Regions from separate parts of the Mus musculus genome. Here regions 2 and 3 are each linked to region 1. The links are chromatin loops, found by intact Hi-C in ENCODE. Cell type or tissue: heart. All regions are shown on one strand. Region 1 holds the start of Nfs1 (nitrogen fixation gene 1 (S. cerevisiae)). Region 2 holds the start of 6430550D23Rik (RIKEN cDNA 6430550D23 gene). Region 3 overlaps Cep250 (centrosomal protein 250).

Evidence for each region. A loop is a pair of places that touch in the nucleus more often than their neighbours do. Peaks named below come from ENCODE experiments on the same cell type or tissue, not always from the same donor. Only the 100,000 strongest peaks of a DNase experiment are listed, where the experiment ranks them.
Region 2: a loop joins it to region 1, with 1.8 times the contacts of the local background. A loop is called at or near these places in 5 of 42 quality-filtered maps.
Region 3: a loop joins it to region 1, with 4 times the contacts of the local background. A loop is called at or near these places in 23 of 42 quality-filtered maps.

The regions. Positions count from the first base shown.
Region 1 is chr2:156,140,304-156,148,303 of GRCm38, forward strand. Nfs1 (nitrogen fixation gene 1 (S. cerevisiae)) reads right to left here and starts at 3,883. Exons shown (of 13, transcript NM_010911.2): 1 at 3,717-3,883; 2 at 3,064-3,155; 3 at 1,823-1,939. The coding sequence starts at 3,837. Romo1 (reactive oxygen species modulator 1) reads left to right here and starts at 3,850. Exons shown (of 3, transcript NM_001164216.1): 1 at 3,850-3,977; 2 at 4,156-4,286; 3 at 5,299-5,491. The coding sequence starts at 4,156. The coding sequence ends at 5,407. Rbm39 (RNA binding motif protein 39) reads right to left here. Exons shown (of 17, transcript NM_001291114.1): 16 at 7,982-8,000; 17 at 6,936-7,888. The coding sequence ends at 7,788. In heart, CTCF peaks have their summits at 2,720 (motif pointing left) and 3,919; a DNase peak (open chromatin) is centred at 3,868; H3K4me3 peaks cover 2,600 bases; H3K27ac peaks cover 1,969 bases.
Region 2 is chr2:156,001,868-156,009,867 of GRCm38, forward strand. It overlaps 6430550D23Rik (RIKEN cDNA 6430550D23 gene), which reads right to left and starts at 2,560. Exons shown (of 6, transcript NM_001145351.1): 1 at 2,474-2,560; 2 at 1,814-2,118; 3 at 1,458-1,618; 4 at 1,234-1,383; 5 at 570-619. The coding sequence starts at 2,068. The coding sequence ends at 601. It overlaps Ergic3 (ERGIC and golgi 3), which reads left to right and starts at 6,161. Exons shown (of 13, transcript NM_025516.5): 1 at 6,161-6,361; 2 at 6,498-6,568; 3 at 6,697-6,784; 4 at 6,993-7,112. The coding sequence starts at 6,274. In heart, a CTCF peak has its summit at 3,725 (motif pointing right); DNase peaks (open chromatin) are centred at 6,134 and 7,124; H3K4me3 peaks cover 1,854 bases; H3K27ac peaks cover 1,522 bases.
Region 3 is chr2:155,959,078-155,967,077 of GRCm38, forward strand. It overlaps Cep250 (centrosomal protein 250), which reads left to right. Exons shown (of 33, transcript NM_001130000.1): 2 at 2,795-3,077; 3 at 3,823-3,879; 4 at 4,636-4,718; 5 at 5,033-5,198; 6 at 5,912-6,018; 7 at 6,236-6,487. The coding sequence starts at 2,895. Among named protein-coding and RNA genes, the nearest start is that of Cep250, 6.5 kb to the left of the region's middle. In heart, a CTCF peak has its summit at 4,119 (motif pointing right); no DNase peak of the experiment used is centred here.

The DNA of each region.
Region 1 (8,000 bases):
CTGCACTAAGGAGGTTAAGTTTGAGGCCAAGAGTTTGAGGCCAGTCTGGGATACACAGGAAGTTCCAAGCCATCTTAGATAAAAGCGAAAAGCGGGGGGCTGGAGAGACGGCTGAGTAAGTTAAGAGCACTTGCTGCTCTTGCGGAGGACCCAGTTTCAGTTCCCAGCACCCACATGGTAGCTCACAGCCATCTTTAATTTCTAGTTCCAAGGGATCTGACAGCCTCTTCTGGCCTCTACCAGCATCACACATGTACATGGTGCCTGTGTGCATGCGCATCCGCACTCACACTAAACATCCATATGCATAATTATTTTTAATGGCAGGTTTTGTTTTTAAACAATGTTCTCTGCACTTATTTATATACTTTGGGGTGGAGGCCGTTCCTGCCACAGCAGGTTTATGCAGAGGACACTTCTGAGGCTTTCATTTCATCAGGAATCTGCGCTCGCTGACCCCGAAGGTCCTTGCCTCCAGTTGCTTTTTGATCTATCAATAAAGTTGCCAGTAACCAATGGTTGAGCAGAGAGCGGGACACTGAGAGTTGTGGGGAGAGAGGAGAAGGGTGCACAGTAGCACAGTAGTGGAGAGAAGCTAAAGGTAACTAATGGATATGCGGCCACTTTACCGACTGGGCCTAGGGTAGCAGGGGAGGATTTAGGAGTACACACTCACTGAGCTTTCCAAGGCATTTTAAGAATAACTGGGGCTGGTGAGATGGCTCAGTGGGCAAGAGCACCCGACTGCTCTTCCGAAGGTCCAGAGTTCAAATCCCAGCAACCACATGGTGGCTCACAACCATCTGTAACGAGAGATCTGACTCCCTCTTCTGTAGTGTCTGAAGACAGCTACAATGTACTTACATATAATAAATAAATAAATCTTAAAAAAAAAAGAATAACTGATGTGTGTATGTTTTCTCTTATTTATTTATTTATTTATTTATTTATTTATTTATTTATTTATTTATTTACTAAGACAGGGTTTCTCTGTGTGGCCTTGGCTGTCCTGGAACTCACTCTGTAGACCAGGCTGGCCTCAAACTCAGAAATCCGCCTGCCTCTGCCTCCCAGGTGCTGGGATTAAAGGCATGCGCTACCATCACCTGGCTCTTTTTTAAAAAGATTTATTTATTTATTTTAAATATGTGAGTACACTGTTGCTCTCTTCAGACACACCAGAATTGGGCATTGGACCCCATTACAGACAGTTGTGAGCCACCATGTTGTTGCTGAGAACTGAACTCAGGACCTCTGGAAGAGAAGTCAGTGCTCTTAACGGCTGAGCCAACTCTCCAGCTCGTGGTGTGTGTGGTTTCCTATTCCTGGATGTGAGATAGGTTCTGGGCCGTGTACACAGGTGTAACCAGCCAAGAACATAAAGTGGTGTAGACAAAACTACACATACCACGGAGATTTAAGGGATCAAATTCAAGTCATTGTGTTAAGGTACCCATGGACATGTCCCATTGACCCGCGAAATGCATTTTTAAAAATGTATTTATTGAACTCTTTCCACATGTGTTTTGAGTTATGCACAAGTGTTAACCTTACGAGCACTGCCTCATTTAATTTCCCCAATAATCTTATACAGCATGAACTATTTCACTTTCCACTTGGTAGATGAGGAGTTCAAGGCTTAGAGAAATGAGCGGATTTGTCAGAGGTCACCTAGGGAAGCTGGGAACTAATTAAACACTTAGTGTCAAATTCCAGAGCTACTACCTGAGTCTCTTCTAGAAAAACAGCTATTTCCATCTGTAAGAAAGAAATAGGTCACATAGACCACTGACTGGAACTCCTCACAGTCCTTCGTGCTAACCTGGCGAGCACGTTCCATGGCTGCCTCGCTCTCCCAGCCATATGCATGAGTCCGAGAATGAGGGTTCCCATAGTAGTTGACAAGGTATGGGAGCATGGCATCAAGCACTCTGGGATCCTGAACAGAAGAAAACAGAGCCCAAAGTCAATTCAGAACCTGCTCGAGCCACCATTACCTGCCAACCTTGCTCAGTGCATTTCCAACCTTTCAGATACTCTCTGCTTTCTTCCACTTCTCAGACACTAATCAAATAGCAACCTGATATATGCCCACTTCAAACTGCAATGTTCTGCAATTCCCACAAGTCTTTCTTTAATTTTTTCATTTACTTATTGAAAGATAAGGTCTTATGTAGTTGAATCTGACCTCATATTTATAAGCCTGCCAGGTTGCCCACTTCAAACTGCAATGTTCTGCAATTCCCACAAGTCTTTCTTTAATTTTTTCATTTACTTATTGAAAGATAAGGTCTTATGTAGTTGAATCTGACCTCATATTTATAAGCCTGCCAGGTGTGCTGATACACACTTTTCTTTTCTTTTTTCTTTTTGGGTTTTTTGAGACAGGGTTTCTCTGTATAGCCCTGGCTGTCCTGGAACTCACTTTGTAGACCAGGCTGGCCTTGAACTCGGAAATCTGCCAGCCTCTGCCCCCGCCCCCCATGCTGGGATTAAAGGCATGTGCCACCAATGCCTGGCACATTTAACAAACAAACAAACAAACAAACAAAAGTTTGAGGGGGCTGGAGAGATGGCTCAGCAGTTAAAGAGCACTGACTGCTCTCCCAGAGGTCCCGAGTTCAATTCCCAGCAACCACATGGTGGCTCACAACCATCTGTAATGGAATCTGATGCCCTCTTCTGGAGTGTCTGAGCATAGCTACAGTGTCCTTGTGTATATATAAAATTAAAAACAAAACAAAATAACAACATAGGTTTGAAACTCCCTATGTGGCTTAGGCTGGTCTTAAGCTCACTCAAACTACCCATGCCACACTGTCCAGCTCCAACACCCGAGCAATTACTATTAGTTATAATGCCTGTACTGGAAGGATCTGACAGGGTCAGTAGCTAAAAAACAGTAAAGCCTTTTCTACTAAACTAACATCTTAGCCTCCTGATTCCTGGCAGCTCCTTTTCCTAGCACATTTAATAGTTCTCAAGTCGGATGAATTTTAGCCTGTCGGTGAAATTTGTCCTTCTAACCTTTCCTCCCTACAAAGAACCTCTGTTAGTCCTTACCAGAGGAGTGGTGGCCTGTACGTCCATGTAGAGAGGTCGCAGCACTGCCTCTGCCTCTGAGTGAACAGGCGAATGGGGGCCATGATCTACAACTAACAACAGATAGCAGTGGCAAAGTGAGAAACCGTGGACGAAGGGCACACAAAACAACAGATGGTCAAAGCTTCTTTGAGGTGAATTTAAGGAAGGCGGAGGTCCAGTGTCAAAGTAAACAAACAACAACACGCGCTGAAAGACATCGAGTTAAGTAATAGACACAGGGTTCTTGGAAAGGGCGCGGGCAGCAGCAGTCGGGGGCAATGTTTAAACTACATAGCACCGAGTGGGACGAGCTGTAAAAAGCAAAGCCATTTAGAAGAAAAGTGAAAAGCGCAGGTTCCTTCAAAGGTTCACGGCAGGAGGAAGCTCATCTAGCATCTTTAAGACTTGGTCAGGAGAGAACTGAAGGATGAGAATTCCGCTCAAGGGAAGTGCGGAGCAGTATGTAAGGGCCCTCCCGAAAACAAATAGGAGACCGGGCGACGGGAAGGTTTAAGAGACTGGGCGATGGAACAAGGCGGGTAGGATCCGCAATAATGCAGTGCTTAGCAGCACCGACCCAAGGGGGTTCGCTCCTCCAGAAACCGTGGGAACGAAAAGGAAAGGGAACGTACCGCGCAGGCGCAGTCCCCGGGTGGGCACCGAGGACCTTCCCAGGGCCAAGGAGGTAGCCGCCAACGACGCCCGCCTCCAAGCGGCTCGCAGCAGCATGTTCCCAGCCACAGAGCCCACCATCCGCGGCGCTTGCAAGTCCTCAGCCCATGCTCCCGGAAGTAACTGCGCTGTGCTCCGGAAGCGATCCCACGGACCGCGAGCGCCCTCCGCCTAGCATTCGGAGTGAGACGTCGAGCTGAGCGATCGCAGCGGAGAACGAGGTGAGGTGGGGCCCGACAGTGGCCTGCGTCGCGCGTGCGGGGTCCTCCATCGCGAGGGTGGTGGAGGCGTGCCGCGGGCTGGCTTCTGACCCGGGTGCTATGTGACCCTGCTGTGCGTCCCCTGGCCGACGCCACGGCTGGTGACCAGGCCCTCACTGTCCTAGCACTCTCGCCGCAGATGCCGGTGGCCGTGGGTCCCTACGGGCAGTCCCAGCCCAGCTGCTTCGACCGCGTGAAGATGGGCTTCGTCATGGGTTGCGCAGTGGGTATGGCGGCCGGGGCGCTGTTCGGCACCTTCTCCTGTCTCAGGTGAGCCTCGCGGACAGAACTTCCTGCCTTCCGAGGGCTCCAGAGCCCACTCAGACGAGGTTGAAAGCACAGGATTTACGGATCTGAGTTCTAAAGTCAAAATGGCTTTCTGACTCCTTTGTTAGTTCAGTGTTATTGAGTTTAGTGGAGTACTGGACACTTACCTCCACTTTTGTAAGAGCCAATCATATTAGTATGATTTACATTATCTGGCACGTCGTAATTACTTAGCGAAGGGTTATTATTGTTGCATGGCGTTTTAACTCCCAACTGCATGTAATGAAGCAAGCCTGATGAGAATTAGGTGTAGTGAAATATTCTACCTCTGAGATAAACTGCTATCACATTTGGATACTGTGCTTATAAATTACTATTTACCCAGCACTAGTTTAATTGTAGTGCTAAGTACTGTAGTTAACCACCGAGCATTAGCTGTGAGCACCTTAAATCCACCAGCACTCTGGACGGAGTGGCAGATTCCTGAGTTCGATACTAGCCTGGTATATAAATGTGAGTTCCAGACAGCCAGGGCTGTTACACAGAGAAACCGTCTCAAAATAAATAATAATAATAATAAATAATAAATTAAAAAGTGTAGTTACCGAGTCTGTAATGTCCATTTTACACTTTATGCAGTTTATAAATTGCAGCGCTTGACTCAATCTAGGTTAAACAAAACAAAACACTAAGGAATTATCTAGAAGAAAACTGGCTACTCAATGATAAAATACCATAGAGGCACAAACACGACTGCTTTCTTGCCCATGTACTTCATTATCTCTGCATCTACAAACTAATGCAGCATTCAGCACAGGTCCTAGAGACCCTAGATAGATATTTTCCTTGTCATTGCTAATCCTATGTGGGGAAGAGTAGCATTTTAAGAATGACAAATGAGATTGTCAAGCTGTTAGTGCTTAATATATTCAACAGATTTTAAAGGGGGGTACTTAGTTCAAATCTCTATTCCTGTAATTGTATTCCCAAATTGCTTTCTTGGTTTCCTCCTCAGGATCGGAATGCGGGGTCGGGAGCTAATGGGCGGCATTGGGAAAACCATGATGCAGAGTGGCGGCACGTTTGGCACTTTCATGGCCATTGGAATGGGCATACGATGCTAATTAGGGCTAGGATGCCCTGCAATACCTAAACTTCCCCATCCATTTCGACCCTTGTACAATAATAAAGTTGTTTTCTTCTCGTTATATCAGTCTATTTTTACCTAGTATTTATCCTAGACCCAAAGGTTTGGTAGTCCCAGTACCCATCTCAATGGTGACCCAAAATTGTTTCATTCTAACTATGATCTGTCTTCTGGAGACAAATAACCAAATCTCTACCCAGGCTTGTTGATACACACACTTTATCCAAACACTCTGAAGATGGAGACTCGTCGTTAAACCTGTCCAGCATACCAATTAAATAAACTTTAGTTGCTTACTAACAGGTATCCTGTTAACAGCACATTGTATGAGATTGTCTAGTTCAGAAAAACATCACCAGCCTCAGCATTGAACATTTTAATTATCTAGGTTGCTAACAAAATTCCTTACAGGAATTTTTGTTACCTTACCCCTGTGATGGCCAAGAATACAAACCTGATTAGCCTTGGTGAGTTTTTCTGGTTGATCTTCAGAATGTCATTAGGTAATAACAACTGACAATTCAAAACGCTTTACTGAACATCTTATTCAAGAAACAATTTTGTTATTTTTCTCTTGATACATCTAGGATGTAAGATATATTGGTTGGCAAGCTTTAGACACCCAAGTAGGTCATACTTTATTTTTTTTGAATTCATAATTAAGTTCCCTTGTTCCAATCCACAGCCTCCTACAGTTGCTATCTGCTAAAAGGCTAAATAATTCATTACAATGCATATTGTGCCAATTGATTGAAAGACGGGGCAGTACTTGGCTTCACTTCGTAGCACCTGTTGTACAAACTATAAGCTCACTTCCAGAGGACCTCCACAAGTACCAAGCATGTATGTGGTATACATATATCCAGGAACAATGTTTATAGACATTGTTCATAAAGAAAACATTGAAATTGTTTTTTAAACATAGGGATATTAGAAACAAGAAGGAGCTGAGTTTGAGGACATCCTCCTGGTTTGTGACCAGCTTTTAACAGTCAAGACTTTAGGAAACCTCGGTGTCAAAAGAAAAGAGAAGAATGAGGTAGTGAAGACTTCAGCATTTTAAGGAGTAACTGGGGACCAGGAAGTAGTTTGAGGTGCTATTTTTGTCGAGTTAGGAATGGTAGTGCTTATGTATTTTTTTGTGACTTTGTAAACTATAGAGCTAAAGACAATGATAAACACGTAGAGAAGGATGAGAGCATTTTCAAGGGGCAACTTGTTTTCTTCAGTGGAGAGGACATACTTGGTAGTAGTGGTATTAGACAACCAACAGTGATGTCTATCACTAAGAATGAAATAAGCTTAGTCTAGGCATGTATGCTGACACACACAGCTCCCCTTTCCGAGCAGCCCAGAGGTTAGGAGAGTAACATATTCAGTCTTTGGTAGATCTGAGGCATGTAATGCTGAAACACTAACTTGAAAAAAAGAAGGAAAGAAACCCAAAGGATATTGTGATAGCCTTTGCTTAAGTTTGTAACATGAAAACATTTGAAAAACGAAAATTTTCTTGTGGCCTTTTTCAGAGAATTTTATTTGAGTGGTTCTTACAAAGATTGTTGCAATATGAAAGTCATTTGTTTGATAGAAATATCAAGCTGTCTTGTCAAACACACTGAAGTAACCCAAAAATATATTTCAGAGCTCACAGAGCTTAAAAAGAGCAAAGATTATATGCAACCAGACAAAACCTTTTTCTGCATTTCCCATCTCTTGCCCAAGACTGCTTACTCAATCTGTTACGTCAGCCACCTTGAGGAAATGCAGGGATCATTTTGTTTGGAATCTCAAGACACACTAAAACATACAGTATTTACAAAGAAACTTTTACAGAGACATTAATTGAAAAAATTACCATCGAGAAATATTATTTTGAAATCCCATTCTTGCCAAATAATCAAGATCAAATGCCAAGCAGCCATACAGCCACTTAGACTTTTCACACACTAAATGTGGATTCTGGAAACCTTTGCTGAACCATGAGCCAAATACATGAATGTGAATTGTAACTGCTGTGTAAAAAGTTAGGTTTCTGAAACATTAAAACGTGACCTGTCTGCCTTTATACAGAAAGCACATTTGTTCCCCTAGAGCTATTCTATAGATCCTTAATGTCATTTTCTACATGGACATTTAAAACAGCAGAACAAGAGAACAGCTTTGCATAAAGTAGGATTTGCTAGTTAGGGATAATGAGCACACTGCATTCCTGTTAACATTTTTATTTTTCAAGGTAACAGGAGTTGTATACAAATGACAGTAGACCCTTGCCTCTTTATTTTATCTAAATAAAAGATAACTCAAGATGAATTCTCAAGAGAAAAAAAAGCTATATACATAAGGGACTGTATCTTCCTTCATCGTCTACTTGGAACCAGTAGTTGTGTTGCTGTCATAGAATCAGGAAAGAGGTTGTGGTAAGTTGGAAGAGGTACATACGCTGCTGTTATCATTTTACCTGTTGACAAAAAGAAAAAAGTTGGGTAAGCAGTTTTTACTCAATGTTAATCACTTGGTGTTTCAACATAAAGTCTTCGTAGCAGTTACTCACCAGCAAACCATCTGCCATG
Region 2 (8,000 bases), 140 kb before region 1:
AAAGAGGATCTCTGCGAATTCAAAGCCAGCCTGATCTACAGAGTGAGTTCCAGGATAGCCAGGCCTACACAGAGAAACTTTTGTCTCAAAATAAGGGGGCTGGGGGCTGCAAGTTGAGACAAAAGGTGGCTAGAGAGCTAAAGTGCTGGAGAACTGCATAAGGGCTAGAGAGATGCTCATTGGTTAGGAGCTTGTGTTGCTCTTGCAGAGAACATGCGTTTGGTTCTATACCCACATGATGGCTCAGAGCCATCTGTAACTCCATATTCAAGGAATCCAGCCCCTCTTCTGACCCCTGAGGGCAGCAGACATGAACATGATGCACATGCATACATGCAGGCAAAATACTCATGCACATAAAATAAAATAAGCTTTGTAAACATGAAGGGCAGAATAGAACAGAGGAAGGCAAGGAGGAATGAGTATAGACACACAACTCTGGCCTCTGTGCTGAGGATATGAATGGGTTTGTGCTGACCATGCAGACCAGACTCTGGCCACTCACCCTGGTTATCCAGCTAGTTGCCTGAGTCCTTGCTCAGAGCAGATCAGAGCCACAACCTTCTTACCTCATCTTTACTATCTTGCGCATCTAGGGAATCAGACCATCTTCCAAAATCTATGGAAGAATTGGAGATGGTGAAATTCTAGAAAGTTCCTGTGACCCAAGAAAATCCCTCAGGGTCCTTCACCTGTTGTGAGAAATATTAAAAATGAACTGGCACGATCCCGCGTTTGTGCCTCTGTCCCAGCAGCCTGGCCGGCCATCCATGCACTGGCAGGCAATGGCAGTTTTGTTTTTATCCCTTGGAGACTCTGACTCAGAACTCCACCTAGCTCTCTAGGTTCCCACTGGCGAGTCATTACCATGCCAGCCCCATGCTTCGAAGCCCCCACAGCTTTTGTGGTGCCCCCACACTTTGCCACCGTACTCTCTGGAACCCAGTTGAATTGTCTCGAGAAGAAAAACACCACACAAACTTAGCTCAGAAATGGTAACTCAATCTCTGGGCACAACAACTAAAACCCAATCTTTTAAGCCGTATTAAATCTGATTCTTCTGTTGGTGAATCCTGACAGATCCACCATGATACCAGGAAACTTTTCAGCTACATCCTACCCTTCTGCTATCCCCGTTCCAAAAGCAGCCCAGACTTCCCAGCATTCCTCCCACCTCCCCAGGGAAAACTCCCTGTCCCCCCACTCTGAGAATGTCTAACACATCTCCATTACCGTGTCACTTGGGGCACCAGATCAGCAAGCTGCAATAACCAGTACTGCCCCCAGAAACCCTGGTGACTGGCATTCCTGGGACAGATGAAGGGTCCTGCTGTTTGGCTCCTCATCTCTGCCTCGGAGCTGTGGTTGGAGGCCTGATTCGTCCTTGGAACAAAGGCAGAAACTGACTGAATCTGGGACAAGACCAACCTGGACCCTACTACCTTCCCAGTACCCACCTGAAAGCCATGTAGAATAATTGGTTGATATTGCTGAAGCCAGAATTCCCCAGCATGGCACAGGACACACAGTGGAAATCAAAATGGTGCAGGAGGGAATTGGGAGTCACTCCAGATGGCTTCTTCCACACTGTCCCATGCTCGCTCACTGAGTTCATGCCCTGGTAACAGCACAAAGACAAGGTGGGGATTCTGGCACCAACCATCAGTTCTGGGGAGCAGGAGGAGAGACCATGGGCCGAGGTTGGGGAGGGGAAAGGTAAGCAGTAGCCAAGAGAAAGGGTTTGGACCAGAGGATGGGGGACTGGGCCTGGGGAGTGAAGCCAATAGCACAGGTCTGGGTGCTAACAACTGACCAGCCACCAGAGAGCTTTTGTCCTCCAGTATCCCATGAACTTCTCATAACATGCTTCCCCAGCTGTGTGGTGGCAGGTGGAACAGTTGGGGCTTTTTGAAGGGCAGCCACGCTTTCCAAATTTGAAGCAGAACCAGTTACATTGCTGTGGTACCATGTATGTCCATCCCTGCTGGGGTGCCAATTCATGTGTCAGGTACAGGCAGGGAGCAATCATCCACAAGACAAGCCCCCAGAAGACCCAGCAGTGCTCCATGTCTGCCCAGGCAGTGGCTCATGTGGCAGGGAACAGACTGGCTTCTTCACCTGAAAGGACATGGGGGCTGAGGCCACGGACAGCACGAGACAGCATGAGCATCCCCTCATGCTGGCCTCCACAGCTCCCCAGCCTTCCCTTCAGCTCCAATGTACCCCTCCTGTCCATTTTCTCACCCCCAGGGAGGATTCTGACTGGGCCTAGTGAAGATGCTAGCACAGAGTGTCCTGAGTGCTCCCTGCAGAAAGACTGGCTGTCAGCGCCACTCATTATATCAGAGTCCACACTGTGACCACTGTCCTGTACCCTACAGGGGACAGTCATCAGGCTCTTTAGTACTGAAAGTGAGAGCCCAGGGCCACAGTGTCCTCATCTCTCTTCAATTAGGTATCTGAGATTGCTGACCTGAACCTGTGTAGTTTCCCCCAGAAGCCAAGCATTCCAAGATGGTTCTGCCTGCCAGCGACCCCACCATCCCCCGCTGCCATGGTTTCACTGTGATCCTCCAGAATTCTTACTCTCTCCCCTAAATTCTTTTAAATCAACACAGAGTATTGGATATTGTCATGACCCTTTCTCTTATTTATTTTTTTCTAGATTTATGTTATGACAGCTCTCTACAGCCCCTAATATATATTTATATAACAGACTATGATAAAGGAAGCAACTGGAAAGAGCTTTCTAAATTGTGTCAGATTTACTTAGTGTATCTGTGCATGTGTGTGTGGGCATTCAGGCCATGGTTCATGTATGTGGTAGTCATAGAACCACCATGTGGGTTCTAGGAATTGTCCAGCTTAGTCACCAAGTTACCTCAATAGCCCTCAAGAATGTTTTCATTTACTCAAAATAGCCAGATAAAAACAAAAGCAAGATCCTTAACAACTCTCCCTGCAAAACCACTAGGCTAAACTTCTTTTCCATTAGAATGGTTATTTTTTACATGAGTAATTAAACAAGACCCAGATCTGATATATATATATACATAAATTCATATAAAAACAAAAACAGATGGGCAGTGGTGGCACATGCCTTTAATTACAGCACTTGGAAGGCAGAGGCAGGGAGATCCCATAAGTTCAAGGCCAGCCTGGTCTACAGAACAAGTTCCAGGACAACCAGGGCTATACAGAGAAATCCTGTCTTGGTCAAAACAAAACAAAACAGTGTACTTCATCTTGAGATAAGAATGATAAGTCCATCTCTATTTGTTAAAAACCAATTTCCAGCCTGATATGGTGGTGTAGCCTTTACCCTCAGCACTTAGGAGGCAGCAGCAGGTAGATCCCTGTGAGTTTGAGACCAGCCTGGTCTACATATGGAGTTCTAGGCCAGCCAGGGCTACTCCCAGTTCCCAGAAATGATAATTAACTTAAAAGCAGTTAGAAGGGTCAGTGAGATGATTTGCTGGCGAAAGCCCTTGCCACCCCAGCTGATGACCTGAGTTTGATCCTGCAGCTTGAAGAGGTTTGTCTTGACCCGGAAGGTCTGCAGCTTGTTTACAGCCGTCCCCATGAAGTTGCTGAGAGCTGGGGGTGTCATTCTGGTGCTATGGTGTGCATCAGCTACCAGGCTCCCTATACAGAGCTCCCACACAAGCTGGTAAGTATGGTCTGCCTGTATGTATACATGTGCACCGTGTGCATGCAGTACCCATAAAGGCCAGAAGAGGGCTCAGATTTTGCAGAACTGGAGTTTCTGATGGTTGGGGGCCACCTGATGGGTTCTGGGGAATGATCCTCTGAAAGGACAGCCATACGCTTAACTTTTGAGTCATCTCTCAAGCCCTTGCACACATCTTTTTTTTTTTTTTCTTTCTTTCTTTGAGACAGGGTTTCTCTGTGTAGCCCTGGCTGTCCTGGAACTCACTCTGTAGACCAGGCTGGCCTCAAACTCAGAAATCCACTTGCCTTTGCCTCTGCCTCTGCCTCCCAAATACTGGGAATAAAGGCGTGTGCCACCACGCCCGGCATGCACCCATCTTTTTAAAATGCAGGTTCTAAGGATTAATAGTTCTAAGGTCTTAAGAACAAATAGTTTTTATTCCATTTTTTTCTGGAGACCTGACAATTTACCCTTACAGAACTGATCCCTATATATGACCATATTTGACTCCAGTGTTTTGCCTCTGAGCAATCTCATGAACTCATGCATAAGTTATAACCACCTGGTACAATTTTTGTTTGGAATATTTTTATTTTTGTATGAGTGTTCTGTGTATATATATGTATATATATATATATATATATATATATATATATATGGTGCATGCCAGAAGAGGGCATCAGATCCCATTACAGATGGCTGTGAGCCACCATGTGGTTGCTGGGAGAAGGGGGCCTATGGAGGGTAACTAACTGGGCTTGTGTGTGTGATAGAAATACATTATGAATATGTATGAAGATTTCATAAACCCATTATCATGGATAATCAACATATCCTAACAAAAACATTTAAGGTCTAGATGTGGCAGCACATGCCTTTAATCTCAGCTTCTGCAAGGCAGAGGCAAGCAGAATTCAAGGCCAGCCCAGGCATAGTGAGACCCTATCTAAAATAAAATACAAAATAAAATCTTAAAAACTCTCTTTGGGTGAGCCGGGCGTGGTGGCGCACGCCTTTAATCCCAGCACTTGGGAGGCAGAGGCAGGCGAATTTCTGAGTTCGAAGCCAGCCTGGTCTACAGAGAAAAAAACAAAAACAAACAAACAAACAAAACAACAACAACAAAACCTCTTTAGGTTGACAGGAAATTGAATTCAACAGCATAAAATAGATTCCTAAAGTGGGATTTATTATCTGAAGCAAGAGTTCTACGTCAAGACCTTTAAGCTCAAGCATGGAGACTGAGCACAGCATGGTTGCTGGCTGCTCTTTCAGGGGACCCTGGTTCAGTTCCCAGCACACATTGGGTGACTCAGAACTGCCCATAAGTCCAGATTTCAGGGATCCAATGCCCCGTACTATCATCTGGTACACATAAACACATGTAGACACACATAAAAATAGTTAATAAATCTTCAAAACAGAAACCTCCCATGAGACGCTAAGAGGCTGAGGCAGGAGTCCAGGTGTTCCTGGTCAGCCAGAGCAGCAGAAAGACACTTTCTTAAAACAAAACTATTGAGCACTTTGTTTTAGTCTTTATAGCGGTATTAAGCTGTCTAGAGCTAATGGGTTACAACAGAAAGCAAATAAGGGTTTGTTTAATCTCCACTCCATAGCCTTGTCCTGGAGGGGTGGAATCAGCGAACGTCTTTATTTTATTTATTGACCCACACTGGGATTAGCACTTGGACGCTGTTTAAGAACCCAGGGTACTCTGAAGTCCAGAACTGGGTTCCACTATTGATCAGTTTAAGCTTGAAAAAAAAAGCAAAGTTAACACCCACTCTCTTTTAAAAATAACTTATAGATTATATTTACTTTTTTGTGAGTGTAGTCAAGGGCACGCCACGGCATTCATATGGAGGTCAGAGGACATTTTGCAAGAATCAGTTTTTTTCCACCATGTGGGTCCTGGGTATAGAACTCAGAATTGGCAGCAAATGCCTTCACCTTGCAAGCCAGTTAATACCCACTTCCCCCTGCAGAGATTCTCATGCCTTAACCGCATTGGAAACACCTTGGAGCCACTTTTGACTTTCTAATGAGGGAACCAATGATTTCCTTGGAACCGATTTCTTTCTTTCTTTTTTCTTTTGTAATTTTTCAAGCCAGGGTTTCTTTGCGTAACATCCCTGGCTGTCTTGGAACTCTCTTTGTAACCCAGGCTGAACTCGAACTCACAGACATCCGCTTGACTCTGTCTTCTGAGTGCTGGGATTAAAGAGTGCGCCCACCCCGGTTTGGAACCAATTCTAATTAACGCTGCGGTGGCTCTGGCGGGGTCAAGTTGGAAGCGCTGTCCTAAGAGATCCAAAGGTCCAAGGAGAGGCACTTACCACAGGTGCTGTCACTCCGCACCCAAGCACCGCCCTCTGTGCTCCCAGCCCGCCCCTCTCGGAGCACTGCCCAATCCGCGCGAGGAGGCGTGACAATGTCCACAAGCTAGACTGCCTTTGAGGAGGCAGGTGAGGGGGTGGAGCCCCACTTACGCACCGCTACGCCTGCGCAAGACAGCGAGGGGCGTGACCCCGGGTCCAGGCCGGAAGCGGGAGGCTGGAGGGGCGGGCCGGCTGGTGTCCCCTTTCCGGCCGGTCCCCATGGAGGCGCTGGGGAAGCTGAAGCAGTTCGATGCCTACCCTAAGACTCTGGAGGACTTCCGGGTCAAGACCTGCGGGGGTGCCACGGGTAGGTCTCGGCGCGGGCAGGGTTGCAAGGAGGGAGCTGTCCTCGCGTTCGGCCCGGGCTCCCGGACCCTCCGTGGCCTGCTAAGGGGCTGAGGGGTGGGATATAGGCCGTTCCAAATCTCGCTCTCGCCCTGCAGTGACCATCGTCAGTGGCCTTCTCATGCTCCTGCTTTTCCTATCGGAGTTGCAGTATTATCTCACTACGGAGGTGAGGGGCGTGGCCTAGAGCGTGGGCGGGGCCTGGCATTCTAAGGGCAGGACCCTTAAAGGTGGGAGAGGGGAGGAGAGGCGAGGAGAGGCATAGGGGCGAATCTGACTGAGGTAGACATGCTCTAGGTGCATCCTGAGCTCTACGTGGACAAGTCTCGGGGGGATAAACTGAAGATCAACATCGATGTTCTTTTCCCGCACATGCCTTGTGCCTGTGAGTACCCGATTGTGAGTGGGGAGTTGGACTCCTGGACGTAGGGTGGGCTTCCAGATTTACACCTCTGGCCTTAGATCCCAGAGTGAATGCCAGGCCATCCTCATTCCCCGAGTCCATTTCTTCCTCAAGATACATCTTTCCCATCAAAGCTCAGCTCTCCGGGTCCCTGGTGTCGTAGCGCCTTAGCTTGCCTCTCTGTTTCCAGACTTGAGCATCGATGCCATGGACGTGGCCGGGGAGCAGCAGCTGGATGTGGAACACAACCTGTTCAAGAAACGACTAGACAAGGATGGCGTCCCCGTGAGCTCAGAGGCTGAACGGCACGGTAACCAGGGGAGGGGGACAGGTCTCCGATCCTACAGCTGGACATGCCTGCCTTCCACACATGGGCCGTTGCAGGCTCAGTGACACCGTAGACAGAAGTCAGCTGGCTTGCTTAGGGTTCTACAACTATTAAAAATCAAGAGTCAGTTGAATCCATGCTTCTGGTATTGGAACATTGAGTAGAATACCTTAGGGGCTGGAGAGAGGGCCCAGTGGTTAAGAGCAAGACACTTTGCTCGGTTATCGTTTCTCAAGCTTGAACATGGGTCTTCCTTAGGTAAAGGAAGTTTGCTTGTCCACCTCATTGGCTAGAGTACTGTCCCCCGTTGCAGTGCGAGTATCCTAAGATTAAGAGCTTAAATTCTCGAGTAGAGTTGCCTGGGTTCGGATCTAGCATTGTCTTGCAGTTTGTGAGCATGATGCAGGGCTGGATGCAATACAGATGGGTCTCAGCTTACAACACTCTGACTTGGAGATGGTTTGAAAGCACGCCTGTACAACCATTCAGGTCTTCACTTTGCGTAGAGGACTCAGTCATTGGAGGTACTCGGTGCTTTGTTAGGAACTAGTCTTCATGTCAGATGGTTTGCCCAGCTGTTGGCTGGGTAAGTATTCTGAGAATGTTTAAGGCAGTATCAGTTAAGCTATAATGTTCTGTGTCTTAGATGTATTAAGTGCATTCTAAAATATGACATTTTACCATGGGAAACCTCATCCTGAGTTGGGGGAATCAGTAATATATAATCAGTACACAACCCATAAGTAATCTTTTTTTAAAGATTTTATTTATTGTTTTTTTGTTTGTTTGTTTGTTTGTTTGTTTGTATTTTCGAGACAGGGTTTTTCTGTGTAGCCCTGGCTGTCCTAGAACTCACTCTGTAGACCAGGC
Region 3 (8,000 bases), 180 kb before region 1:
TGTGTGTGTGTGTGTGTGTGTATAGTCTCAGTAGTTGGAAGGCAGAAACTGGAGGATCACAAATTCTAGGTCAGCCTGAGCCACCAGAACAAGACACTGTCTGAAACAAACAAGCCAACAATCACAAACCAGTCTTTGTACCAGAGGGACTTACATTTTGGTTAGTTGTTGTACATAATAATTAGAGAAATATAGACTTGGTAAGGAGAACACACATGTGGGTATACACATGTGGCACAGGTGGGTAAGTATGGTGGTACTTCACATTGTCCAACTTACTAAGAAGGTGACATTTGGTCAGGAGCCTGGTTAGGGAGTGAATCATGTGGATAACATGAGTGTGGTTCTTGCAGGGCTCAGCACACAGGAGGGTGGCTAGCTGTGCAGGTGGAGGTGTGTGAGCAACTGGGAGATGAGAAAGAAACAGGAGTAATTCATTTGGATGAGATGGGTCAGCTAGATACTCTGGGCAAGTATAAAGATTCTCTTTAACTCTAGTTGGTTGGTACCTAGGGTATGTGTGTGTTTCATTTTTTGAGACTGGGTCTCTATATGTAGCCCAGGCTGTCTTCAGGTCTACTATGTAGCCCTGGGGAGAATCTAATTTGTAGCAGTCCTTCTGCCTCAGCCTCACAAATGCCTGATTTTAGGCTTGTCCTGCTCTGCCTGGCTGTTTATGTTTGGTTTTGTTTGTTTTGATTTTGAGTGCATATGTGAGTACCAGCATAGGGTGCAGTTCTCAGGCAGAGGTTAGAGGATGACTTCCACGGGGCATTCTCTCCTTGAACTCTGGGTTCTGTGGGTTGACCTCGGGTTGTCAGGATGGCAGCTAGCACTTCTACTCCTGAAGCACCTCAGCAGTCCTGGTTTGTATTTTACAAGGATGCTCTAACTGTTCTAATGAGAACAAAACAAAACAAAACAAAATAACAGAATTTAGGAGGTATCAGTAGCGCCTGGGAGGAGCTTTGGCAGCAATTGAGTTGTGTTGCTGAACATGAGTTATTCCAAGTTTAGTATTAAACAGCAGTTGTTTATTATTTCACGCATTCACCATGGGGGAGAAGTGTGGGGCGGATCAGCGGTGTTGCTGGCTTAGCAGGCTCAGACAAGGCTGACCCTGATCTGAACCTTTCCACCAGGGGCTAGAAGAGCTGTTCCCAACAGGGCTGTTGGCAGAAGGCCCTGATGCTTTCTCCTGGGCCTCCTCAGGTACTTGTGTGTCCTCAAGACAGAGCAGGTATTTCTCCAGAGAGGTTGATCAGAAAAATCGAACAAGCAACAAGCCATAGCACCTTCTGTGACCTTGTTTCAAAGGGCATTTCTTTCTTTCTTTTTTTTAAAGATTTTATTTATTTTATGAATATGAGTACACTGTAGCTGTCTTCAGACACACCAGAAGAAGACATTGGATCCCATTACAGATGGCTGTGAGCCACCATGTGGTTGCTGGGATTTGAACTCAGGACCTCTGGAAGAGCAGTTGGTGCCCTTAACTGCTAAGCCATCTCTCCAGCCCCAGAAGGCATTTCTACTTAAACAGTTTTAAAGATTTATTTATTTTATGTGTATGGATGTTTTGCCTGCATGTGTGTTTGTTACACATTTCTGCCCTCAGCCATCAGAAAAGGGTGTCAGAGCCCTTGGAACTGGAGTTACAGGTGGTTTTGAGCTACCATCTAGGGGCTGAGAACCAAACACTGGTCCTCTGCAAGAGCAGCAAGTTCTCTTAACTTCTAAGACCACTGTCTAGCCTTAGTCATTTCTACTTTATTCCATCCTACACTCAAAAAGAAAAAAATTCAATTTTCTTTCTTTTTTTTTTTAAAGACAGAATTTCATGTTACTACTATGTAACTGAAAATGACTTTCAACTCTTGATCCTCTGAGTTGATCTCCTGAGTGGCCAAACTTCAGGCCTGTGTCACCATGAGCAACTTAGGCTCAGTTTAATCTTTTGGTGGTGGTGGTGGTTGTGGTTTGGAGGGGTTTTGTTCTTTTCTTGTTGTTGTTGTTGTTGTTTTATTTCTATGGCATGTGTGTGCAAGGGTGTATTCATGTTCACTGTGGAGGGAGAGGTTGACTGGGTGTCTCCCTCGATCTCTTCATCTTATGTGTCTAATCAGGGTCTTGAACTTAAACCCAGAACTCAACAATTTGACTAGTGGAGATTGTTACCTGTTACCTAGAGAATAAATATGTAGACGAGGTCTTGGTCTTTAGATGCTGGAGAGGTAGGAGATTTCTGGTCATCACCTTATGGGTTAGTAGGTGGCCTGGTTCCTTCCTCAGAAGAGCCTGAAATGCATGTTTGCATATGTATTCTTTCAGTCACGAATGTTGGCATCTATTTTTGAATTATTAACGTTTTTCTGGGATGGTGGCACATGCTTGTAATCACAACACTAGGGAGGTAGAGGTAGGAGAATCGGGAGTTCAAATTCATCCTTAGCCACATTGCAAGTTCCATGACAGTCAGGGCTGTATGAAACCCCATCTCAAAAAAAGAAGAGCTGGCGAGATGGCTCAGCGGATAAAAAAAGAAAGACTATGTTCATTTTGGCCTCTTACACACCAAGTATATACATGATGTATGTACATAGATACTGGCAAAACACTCGTATATATAAAAATAAATAAATATTGAAAAAGAAAGTTCTGAGGAGTCCTGTAATAAAGAAAACCTAATTAACCTATTTACTTCATTCAGCCCAGATTCACTCCACTTAAATGTCTGTTGAGTAAATCTGAGAAATCTAACCTTTTCACTTTTATTTTATATTTTGGTCTCTAGCTCAAGAGGAGGTCTAAGACACGTAGGACAATGGTTAGACACCCTCCTGCAACCAGCCTCTAGCTACACAGGAGCTGCGGATTTGTTCTGTGGTGCGCCCATGGAGACAGGGAGCCCCGGGTTGAACATGAAGCCCCAGTCCTTGCAGCTGGTGCTGGAGGGGCAGGTGCTGGCGCTGCAGCAGCAGATGGCCGAGAATCAGGCTGCCTCCTGGCGGAAACTGAAGAACTCCCAAGAGGCCCAGAAGAGACAAGCAACCCTCGTGAGGAAGCTGCAGGCCAAGGTGAGGTAGACAGCCCTGTGGGGAAGGGGAAAAGAAGCCTCCCCAAGAGTTGGGCGCTAGGGTGGGATAGGGCTGGAGGAGGGAAAGCCCGTGTAGTACCAAACATCCTGGTGAGGATGGCCCAGACATTCCAACTCTCAACCATAGCCTCTCCTTGACAGTCACAGCTCCTCCTGTCTCTGTCTCCCACCCTGCTGTAGGAGTGCTGGACAGTAACACACACCACCCCTTCTGGCTTTACCTGGGTTCTGGGGACCTGAATTCAGATCTTCATGCTTCCACAGCAAGTGCTTCCCTGCTGAGCTGTCTCCCAGAAAGTATTATTTAAACACCCAGAAAGAAACTCTTTTTTTCCTCTATTCCTTCCTTCCTTCCTTCCTTCCTTCCTTCCTTCCTTCCTTCCTTCCTTCCTTCTTTCCTTCCTTCCTTCATTTATTTACATTTCAAGTGTTATCTCCTTACCCGGTTTCCCCCGCTCCCTGAAACCCCCTACCCTATTCCTCCTCCCCCTGCTTCTATGAGGGTGTTCCTCCACCCACCCACCCACCCACTCCCGCAGACAGAAACTCTTAAGTCGCTGTGGCCTCACTTCACCATCACCACCCGCTTCCCACCTTCACAGCAAGTTTGTCCAAGATTCTTGGAGCCTGTGGGCTATGCAGTTTCTATGAGCTGTGGCTGAGCCTGCTCTCTTTGCTGTTTGTGTGAGCTGTGGCTGAGTTCAGGCCTGCTCTCTTTGCCTCAGGTTTTACAGTACCGGAGCTGGTGTCAAGACCTGGAGAAGCGACTAGAAGCCACTGGGGTGAGTGAGATTCAGTTCTGGACTTCCCCTGTGCCCCCAAAATATACTTTTTGAGCTTTATATACTGCCAAATAACTGGGGCTATATAGGATGTTTGGTAAGAGTCCTTTTGTGTTCAGCTCCTAAGAGCTCTGTCAATCTGATCTTCTAGAGATCCTTGGCCTGAGAGATTCCAACCCATGGCTTTCCGTGGATGCAGTATGTGGATGGAATTAGAGAGAAAATTCATGTTCATCCAGCAGGTGTCAGTGTTTGTATGTCAGGAAAACACAGGTCTACAGGCAAGCCTGCAGCAGAGCAATGTGTTTATTTGTTGCCTGGTAGGACTGGCTTTGAAAGACCCTTTGTCAAGTTCTTTGTTCCAGCTCCCCTAAGCATCTTCTCATTCCCCTCAGACAAGTTTGAGGGAGAAAGAAAAAACCAGAATATTGAGCCCCTTCCCTGCAGGCCAGGGCACCCCTAGGCGTCTTACACTGTTCACTTTGCTGCAAACTCCTGGAAAGGAATGACAGTCACCGTCATTTTGTAGCTTGGAGACGATGAGTGACTTCCCAATTAGTATAACAGACGTTAAGGCCCCTAGTGAAAGATGCAGCTTCCATTCCACTGGTTAGATGCCCAACGGCCAAACTGCTTCCAAGAGAGAACAAAAAAAAAAAAAAAAAAAGCAAGTGGCTACTGTGAAAGGAAGCATGAGGGGATTGTCCTAGGGGAAGCTCATCTGCAGCATTATAAGGCCTGTCTCTGACTCCCAAGGGGCTGATCCCTCAGCGCTGGGAGAGTGTAGAAGAGCCCAACCTGGAACAGTTGCTGATCCGATTGGAGGAGGAGCAGCAGAGGTGATGGGCCTAACTTTCCTGATCTGAGTGGTTATCCAGTGGGTGGAAAGGTTGATGGGAAACTTCTGTTCCAAGAGTGAACATGTGGGTGGGAAACTGGCTGGGCATGGTGGTTCCTGTGTGTAACCTAAGGCAGGCAGAAAGCAGAAGGGAAAGGGGGAGCTGGGAGGGAGGGGGCCTCATGGGAATCTTGTGTCCCAAGTGCAAACAAGACTTCAGTCCTCCAATTCCTGGCAATGGAAAATTCCGCTCCCTGTCTTTCTCCCAAGAGGAGGACCAGACCTTCATTTTGCACTTGCTTTTGCCTGGTGCAGGTGTGAGAGTCTAGTGGAGGTGAACACCGAGCTTCGGCTGCACATGGAGAAAGCCGATGTGGTGAATAAAGCCTTGCAGGAGGACGTGGAAAAACTGACAGTGGACTGGAGTCGGGCCCGAGATGAGTTAGTGAGGAAGGAGAGCCAGTGGCGGATGGAGCAGGAGGTAGGAGAACAAGAGTGGAGTATGCACACTGTTCCAGGTAGCACCAGAAGGGGTTAACTTGGACCTGGGTGGAAACTGAGCTGTCATTGCTCCCGCCTCTGACTAGCTCTGCCCAAGCTGACAGCTGTCCCCTGTTTCAGTTCTCTTCCTAGTTCTGCCTAGTCTAGGCTTTGTTGGCAGGTAGCATAAGGCTCAACTCTTGCATAAGTGACTAGCTTAGGTTTCAAATGGATCTGAACATTTAATCTGTCTTTGTCTGGAGGTCTGCATAGCTAGACCCCAAGCAGGTAGCTGCTGGATTGAATGGAGGAGAAAAAATGGCTAATGGGCCCTGGGAAATGTTCATATCAGAGCTATAGAAAGCAAATGTTCCCTGAACCTTTGCTGGGTTCTGGGTCTGGGTGACTTGCATGTATTAGGCCACCCAGTTCTGTCTGTGGTAATAGCTCCATTTGTAAGCAGCCACTGCATACCCTTTTCTGATGTAGCCAAGTGGAAGGCCACTTTTCATCCAGGGCCCCCTGACCTCTTGAATCTCATGACCAACTTTATTAAACTCTTCAGTATAACCTGAATAGACTTCTATCCATAAGCTATCGCCTTGAAATCCTTCCTCCCTTCACCCCTCTCCCAGCAGCCATGAGGAATCCAAGACTCTTGTGTTGGTGCAAGGTCCCTGCCCTTGGGTATGACTTGGGTTTCTGAACACACAGTTCTTCAAGGGCTATTTGAGAGGTGAACACGGTCGTCTTCTCAATCTATGGCGAGAGGTGGTAACCTTCCGACGTCACTTCCTGAAAATGAAGTCAGCTACTGACAGGTCAGTGTGGTGATAAGGAGAGAGGTTTGCCTCTGCTGATTCCTAACTTAAGGCAGCAGGCTCTGTAGAAGAGGAATGGGGGTTAGTGGCTGGGAGGGAGATCTGCCGTTACTGGAGAGATGATGTTCTCAGACCTGCCCCTTAGACACCTTGGGTTTTGTGGCCAAGCTCTCTTCCTTGGTTCCTTGGAGTCTTCGATCTTCCTTCCTGTGCTCAGAGACCTGACAGAGCTAAAGGCTGAACACGCAAGGCTTTCAGGGTCCCTGCTGACCTGCTGTCTGCGCCTGACCCTGAGAGCACAGTCTCGGGAGTCCAGTGGATCTGGGAGAACAGAGGAGAGTGAGCCAGCCCGGCTGCTGCTGCTCGTCGCTAAGACCCAGGCGCTGGAGAAGGAAGCCCATGAGAAGAGCCAGGAGTTAATGCAGCTCAAGAGTCACGGGGATCTAGAGAAGGCAGAGCTGCAGGACCGGTGAGGTGACGCGTGGGCCCAGGGAGATCCACTGAGGGGAAGCTCGCTTCCTTAGGGGATTGTGGTGGGCGAAAAGATGTCAAAAACACCTTCACCCTGAGAGGGACAGGAAATGAGCCATCTGAGTCCAGTGTCTCAGCTGGGGTCTGTCACGTCCTCTGGCTACCTTGCAACCAGTCTCTGTCCTGCTGGTTTGTGATGTCAGCAGTCTCCTTGTGGCCATACTCTTCCACAGTCCTGTCTTCCTGTATGCCAGCCTTAGCCTGGAATGCCTCCCTCCTTCCCCCTATGCTTGGCCCTTTAAAGTTGAGTTTCCATGTCACCTCTTGGTGACATCTCTGACTTCAGTAGCTTATAGTCCTATGAGTTTTTCTGACCTGCTCCTTATAGCACATTGTATGTCTTTAATAACTTGGTTTCTTCTTATCTGTCCTCTTTGGGGTGGCACATTAGGCTTATTTGTTTTTGCTGTGCTGGGGATTTAACTCAGGCCTTTGCATATACTGATCAGACATTCTACCATTGAGCTATACCCCTACCTTGGCTCTTAATTTTTGGATTATAATGAAATAGGATTTCTTTAAATGTTAAGAGGGAAGACATGAACAGAGTCCCACTGATTATCAGGGCAGAGTCTTTATCATGGCTCGGGCTCTCTGCCTATGAGCGGTCTACATAAGTTGGACTATTTTGTTTTCTTTTTGCTTTTGAAGACATTAAGAACGAAGATCATATCTTAGTAAGTTTGTGTCTCTATAGTACTTTGAAGTTTATCTCATAATGTTAAATATCTCTAATAAAATTAAGTGAAAGATAATACAGTGATTTGGGCCCCTAGACGTGATTCTTAATAAAATTATTAAGTCTTAAATTTTTCTTTTAGCCAGGTGCAGTAGTCATTGCTTTTAATCCTAATTCTTTGGAGTTATGGGCAGGTAGATCTCTGTAAATTCAACTTCAGCCTGGTCTACAAAGCAAGTTCCAGGCCAGGGAAGGCTATGTAGTGCGATCTTGCCTCAAAAGTAAATAAGTAAATGAGGGAATGAATGACTGAACAAATACTAAGGAAAGAGAGACTCATGGGTAGCATTCATTTAAGAAGCACTTGTCGCCGGGCATGGTGGCGCACGCCTTTAATCCTAGCACTCAGGAGGCAGAGGCAGGCATATTTCTGAGTTCGAGGCCATCCTAGTCTAAAAAGTGAGTTTCAGGACAGCCAGGGCTACACAGAGAAACCCTGTCTCGAAAAACAAAAACAAAAACAAAAACAAACAAACAAAAAGAAGCACTTGTCAGGCAGGTGTCACGGCTCAAGCCTATAGGCCTAGTACTCAGCAAGAGAACTAAGACCTAGTACTCCTGCTTAGGAGCAGGAGGATTTCTAGTTCAAGGTCATTGAGGACTACATAGAGAATTTTAGACAAGCTTGGCACTCATGGTCCTATGCTGCCCCAAAAGATCAAAAACGGGAAAGCAGAAAGCAAGCCATGTGTGCAGTGCTGGGCACAAAGCT